Linked DNA regions of Homo sapiens: region 2 is linked to region 1. Evidence: chromatin contacts called from ENCODE Hi-C or POLR2A ChIA-PET data. All regions are on one chromosome and are shown on one strand. Each heading gives the region's core, a stretch centred on a gene start or an enhancer-like site at or near the end of the contact. The rest is flanking DNA. Distances are from core to core; before and after follow the strand shown.

Region 1 (2,986 bases), core at 141-2,640:
AGGGCAGTGGTAAACAGTATAATACACTGATTTTGTATTTAAAAAGGAAAAAGGAATAGGGATACACATATACCTACTTATTTGCATTGTATCCATGATGACTACATCTGAAGGAATGCACCAGAAGCTGGAAACATTGTTCCTAGAAGTGGAAGATGGGTGATGGGAGGAAGGAGTAGGAGGGAGGATTTCTACTTTATATCGTTGGTACCATTTTAAACTTTAAACCATGAGAACGTATTACCTATTCACCAAAGAATCAATACAATTTGATGTAAAACATCATGCAACCTGTTCCATGGCAGGGTCAGTGGCTCCAGGTCCTGGGAGTAGGAGAGCAGTAGGTTGGAAAGGGTTGTTTTAGAACCTGTCTCAGCCAGCCTGGCTGAGAGTTGTGACATCCTTTGACCTCAGACTGTGCTCCTCCTGCTACCCAGAGTGTGGCCAGGAGTCACAAGCTCATGTTATTTCTTCAAGCAAATGATGATGTACATCGGTTGCTGGCTGGCATATCGTGCTTTCCCAGCAAAGCAACAAGAATGCTTATGTCCCTGTCTGGGATCTCACTGAAGAGGGTTGCAGACCAAACAGAGGGAACCCCAGAAGCTGGTCATGATGGGCTGGGAAAGTATGTGCTGTAAGGGAGGTCTGAAGCCGGGAGACCAGAGGGCTCGAGGAGCCAGGAGCCGTGTTTCCAGCCATCTGAAGGGAAACCAGAAGACAGGCTAGATGAGAGCTGGGTGGACCTGTGTCCTGGGCAACCTGCAGACTTCCCAGAGCCCCTTTCCTCATCCGCAACATGGGACAGTAATATCCACAGCAAAGGTCTCTCTGGAGTTTTCTGGTTTACGACTTAATGCATGCAAGATGTCTAGCACTTACTAGGCACCCTGCAGAGGTTTCTGAGTCCCATCCCCACCCCTAATCATTCCTGTCAAACCACTAAATTTGTTCAGAGTGGCCCCAGTGTGTGAAAGCTGCAGGAAAAGAGACTTGGGCTCCTATTAGAAAAGACTTTCCTATAGACAGAACCATTCAAAGGTGGAGCAATTCTGTTCTGATGGGCATTTTTCAGGTAACAGTGCTTTATTGGAAGAAACTCAAGGCTCTTTTTTCTGGGTCTCTAAACTCATGACAAACGAAGTAGGATCAAAGACCCCTGGGCCCCATCTCAGACATGGCCCTTCGTGGCCCCTTCCACCTCACTCGCCTCTCCATTCCTGTCCCTCCTCCAGCCAGCCTGTGCAGCTCCCAGAAAGGCTCAATTAAGAAGGCATTTCCAGACCTCGCTGCGGCTGGCACCACCACATTTTTTGCATTCTCTGCCTCTGCGGCTCCTGGAGGCATGAGGTGTGTATCTGCCTGTGTGTGTGTCTCTTATCTACCTCAGGAGAAAAGGACACGAGTCTTGTGACTCAGCCTAAGAGCAATTTCCTCCTTTGACTTCACATTTCCAATTGGAGGGACCCTGGGTTCCAGCGATAACCGTGAGAGTGTCTTCTTAGAGCGAATGTCCTTAATTGTGCTCTGACTTTCCAGGGCTTCTGAGCAGGTGCTGTTGGGAGTCCTTGAGAACTCCAGAATAAGTGAGGTCTGATCCATGCTCCAAACGCAACTACAGTCAAATAGAGGGGATACACACTTATGTTCGGTGTAACTCTCACACCAAACGAACCATGACAAATGCCACAGGGAGCTAAGTGCCATAAAGAATGATTGTAAATGTTAGATATAATAATGGCAAGTGGTTATGTTAAAGGGAAAGCAGTCCTTCTCAGTCAGAGATGCATGCAGATGTCTAGGTTGTTTTAAAATACTCTAGGGAAAGCCAGGCCCGGTGGCTCATGCCTGTAATCCCAGCACTTTGAAAGTCCAAAGCAGGCGGATCACCTGAGGTCAGGAGTTCGAGACCAGCCTGGCAAACATGGAGAAACCCTGTCTCTACTAAAAATACAAAAATTAACTAGGCAGGGTGGCGGGAGCCTGTAATCCCAGCTACTCAGGAGGCTGAGACAGGAGAATCACTTGAATCTGGGAGGTGGAGGTTGCTGTGAGCCAAGTTCACACCACTGTACTCCAGCCTGGGCGGCAGAGCAAGACTCTATCTCAAAATAAATAAATAAATAAGTAACGCTAGGGAAAAACATCTTAAGTGTTTTGGGGTGAGATGATATGATGTCTGGGGTTTGATTTAAAACATTCCAGAAAAAAGGTTGGAGAATAGATGAACAATTTGGCAAAACATTGATAATTGTCATTATTAAAGCTGGGCGTGGGTATAAGAGAGTTTGTTATATCATATTCTCTATTTTTGTATATGCTTGGAAAATTCCAGAATAAAAAGTTAAAAGGAAATGAATGGTTAATGCTGACAGGAGGTGTGTGGGTCAGGGACAGCTTCACACAGTAGGTGAGGTTGAAACTGGGCTTAGAAGATGAGTCAGAGATTGGAAGTGGGAGGGATAGACATGATTTGGAAGCTCTTGTTGGCTTTATTTTTTGTCTGTAAATCCTTCTGTTCTCCTGGGTTTTCATAGCAGTGAAAGCATTTCCCCCTCCAGGGTGTGACCTGCCCTTGTTTCAGACACCCCTTTGGATGGGGCCTCTCAGTGAGGCCTTCTTTGGCTGGCAGAGCTGGAGCTGTCGTGGCCCTGACCAGGTCTGCAGCCCCCACCCCGCTTCCTTCCTCCTCTCTCCCCCTCCATGCCCCGTCTGGGGAAAATTATCCCAGCTCCAAGTAGTAAATTTAAGGCCTTGGCAGCCCTCCCACAGATGACTCCCAAATTATCCCATTCCAAGGGTGGGAGTGGGGAGGCCAGAAGTTCAGGCCCGAGGCATTCACCCAGTCGTTTGAGAGCTCCGGGCGCCATCTGCTGACGGCACCCGGAGCTCCAGCTTGGAATGAAGGCAGGGGGTGTGCTGGAATTCACCAACTCCAGAACAAGGCCGGTCTCAGATCTCTGAGAATGAAGGGGATGCACTGTTT
Region 2 (3,026 bases), core at 7-2,506, 34 kb before region 1:
CATTCTGCACCACCATCGGGGGTTCTCTTGTTCAGTGGTTTTACAATCTTGTTTTGTAGCCCAGTTCTGGCAATGCTGCCCAGACCATTCTCCTCTCAGGACTTCTCCTACAGTCCACCCAGAAGCAGAGCCCCACAGGATGATGACAGGTGCTTCTGACTTTGGCTTATGAACTCAGCCAATATTGTCCAAGATAAACTCTGATCTAAACAACAACAACAAAAAAAACTCAAAGTATAAAATGTGTGTCTCTACAAGCAACACCACTGTTAGAATGTCAGGGCTGAGAGACCTCATTTATTGGAACAGGCCTTCACCTGTGATCAATCACCAACAGCAGGCAGAATAGCAACGTGTTAAAGAGCTCACGTTTTGGCACCAGGCTGCCTGACTTTGAATCTTCGCAGCTGTGTGATCTTGGATTAAATGTTAACATATCTTTTCTTGGTTTCCTCATCTATAAAATAGAAATAATCATAATGCTTGCTTCATAAGGTTATTCTGAGGGTTAAATAGAACCATTAATCTACCCTGCTTAGGAGAATGCCTGGCACCCAGGACCCGCTCAGTAAATGTAGCTATTGGAATCATCGAATCCGCTGCTAGCATGGACTCTCAATGAGGGGAAGCACGAGGGGCTCGTGGGAGCTACAGCCTGGAGGAAGCTGGGGGTCAGGGAAGGCTTCAGGGGTAACTTGAAGTCTAGGAAGAACAGGCAACCTCCTGGGCTCCACATTCTACCTCTTATTTGTTCTGCTTATTATTCTTATTTGTTCTGCTGGAGTCCACGCTCGCATGTGGACACACACACATGCAACACGTCAGCAGATTTGCAGCTGTCAGGGACAGAACATGGGAACAACTGCCAGCAGCTGAGATCCCAGCCCCAGCGCGCTCACTCTGGCTGCTCCAGCTGTGAGGGCGGAGGAAGACTGGAGCCAAAAGTCAGCCTCCCCCACCCCTGAGAAAATCTCCCCAGATTAGGCAGCTGCCTGCTCTCCCTCCTCCTCCCCCTAGGCTCTCAGCTGGAGGATGGGAAGATGGATAGGGAGGCGAGGAGCCTGAGGCCAGGAAATTGGGTCTCTTTATTCCCATCTTCCTGGAGAGTGAGCAGGAGACCCCCGCCCCAGGATCCCAGAGTCTAGCCTTGCCTACAGCTGTTCTGCTTTTGCAGCCAGGCATCTGTCCGGCTCCATTGTCCCTGGATGTGGGTGAGGAGTGGGAGGAGTCAAGAGCTGCCGTCCAACTCTAACAGTGCTTCTCAGCCGCGGCTGCACTTCGGAGTCACTGGGGAGCTTTGGCTTGGGCCACGCCTCAGAAGAACTGAAGCAGAATCTCTGGGGGTAGGGCCTGGGCTCTGGTATTTTTTGGTAAAACTTCCTGGGTCATTGTACTGAGTACCTAGGGTTGAGAAAGATGGACAGATAAGGAAAACTAGCTTGCAGGAGTCATAAACCACAGACCTTCAGATCCGAATGGAACTTTGGAAACTGTCGGCCCAACACCCTTTTCTTTTCTTTTCGTTTCTTTTCTTTTCTTTTTTCTTTTTTTTTTTTTTTTTTTTTTCTGAGACAGAGTTTGCTCTTGTTGCCCAGGCTGGAGTGCAATGGCACTATCTCGGCTCACCACACCTCTGCCTCCTGGGTTCAAGCGATTCTCCTGCCTCAGCCTCCCAAGTAGCTGGGATTACAGGCATGCACCACCACGCCCAGCTAATTTTGTATTTTTAGTAGAGATGGAGTTTCTCCATCTTGGTCAGGCTGGTCTCGAACTCCAGACCTCAGGTGATCCACCCGCCTCGGTCTCCCAAAGATTACAGGCGTGAGCCACACAGCCCGGCCACCAACACCCTTATTTTCTAGACGGGAAAATATAAGGCCTGGGGAGGAAACATGATAAGCCTAAGCTGAGTGAGCTGTGGCAGAGCAGAGAGAGAACCCACGCGTCCTGATTCCAAGTCCAGTGTTATTTTCATGATGTGTATCACGACACATTTTAGAACTGCCCCTTGAACACTTATGCCTTGAAGGATAGTGCTTTAATAGTTGCTACCAAGAGTACAAAAATGACATGGCACCTGACATCAAAGAGCTGGACAGAGCAGCAGACATGAGCCACTGAATGTCATCACCTGGCCTTGGGCAGACAAGGGATTGCTAGATGAAGGCCCACGCTTGCCACCTCATTCTCCCCACCTACCCAGCTGTGGAACTTAACACTTACGGCTGCTACCAGTACAGCAATCTCACGCCTAGGCCTGTGCTAGAGGAGTCCAGCACTTTCTAGGACCATGCCCATGCCCATGGGCAAGGAGCCCAACAAGTCAAGGGCATACGGCTACCAGGAGCCTGCATTCCTCAGTCTAGTCCTTACCCTGAGCATCTGGAATTCCCTGTCAAAACACCACTAGCCAGGTCTGGGGCCTACATGGGTCTTTCCTCAGATTTGTTCTCCCAAGTATGGATTGTACAGCCAGCGTGTGTACCCCTAGGCCCAGGATATGCTGCCAGTGCGTGCACCTCAAAGCCTAGGGACCACCAAGGGATATATAACCAGCATGTGCACCCACCCCTAAGCCCGGGGGCCACCGAGGGATACACAGCCAGTGTGTGCACCCCTAGGTCCAGGGGCAACACAGGATATTTGCATTCAAGGGATTTGGAAGAGGACCTGGGCTTCTGAGCTGGGTGCCCTGCTGTGTCCAGATGGGGATGCATAATGGTCCTTGTGGGCAAGGACATTGCTGGGGAAGGGAAGGGAAGGGGGTTGGGCATGGGCTAGGGGTAAGCTCCCCTTTTGAGAATTCTAAATTAGAACATGGGCTTCATGTTATTATAAAGATCTATTTGTCTTGGCTGAAGGATAAAATATATTTTAGTTAATAGTTTTAGGCTTATTTTATAACTTTTAAATAATAGATTGATTAATTTGCATTCTTGCCCCAGGCTCTGCAAATGTTAGGGCAGGCCTCTAGCCCACACTTTATCTTTGTGTGTATTAGAAAACAGTGCCCCTTTTGCTGTCTG

The links. Hi-C counts contacts between places; a loop is a spot of excess contacts on that map. ChIA-PET counts read pairs that join two places held with the same protein, here RNA polymerase II (POLR2A). Pooled maps may share reads with other maps.
Region 2: a map of PC-9 shows a loop between it and region 1 (5-fold over the local background). The contact joins two enhancer-like sites. A Hi-C loop is called at or near these places in 4 of 168 maps with a recorded cell type or tissue (Caco-2, Calu3, PC-9 and 1 more) and 1 of 50 pooled maps. POLR2A ChIA-PET finds 5 or more read pairs at or near these places in 7 of 52 experiments (Caco-2, K562, MCF 10A and 4 more).

The regions. Positions count from the first base shown.
Region 1 is chr3:193,780,840-193,783,825 of GRCh38, reverse strand. No RefSeq gene overlaps it. Among named protein-coding and RNA genes, the nearest start is that of LINC02038, 62 kb to the left of the region's middle. RefSeq lists silencers at 2,312-2,606, 2,859-2,918. Within about 2 kb of position 1,390, at least 11 of the 41 ENCODE cell types and tissues checked have a DNase peak (open chromatin) inside an H3K27ac peak, as active enhancers do; they include PC-9, where a contact is called at or near this core.
Region 2 is chr3:193,815,046-193,818,071 of GRCh38, reverse strand. No RefSeq gene overlaps it. Among named protein-coding and RNA genes, the nearest start is that of LINC02038, 27 kb to the left of the region's middle. RefSeq lists an enhancer at 2,069-2,980. Within about 2 kb of position 1,256, at least 16 of the 41 ENCODE cell types and tissues checked have a DNase peak (open chromatin) inside an H3K27ac peak, as active enhancers do; they include PC-9, where a contact is called at or near this core.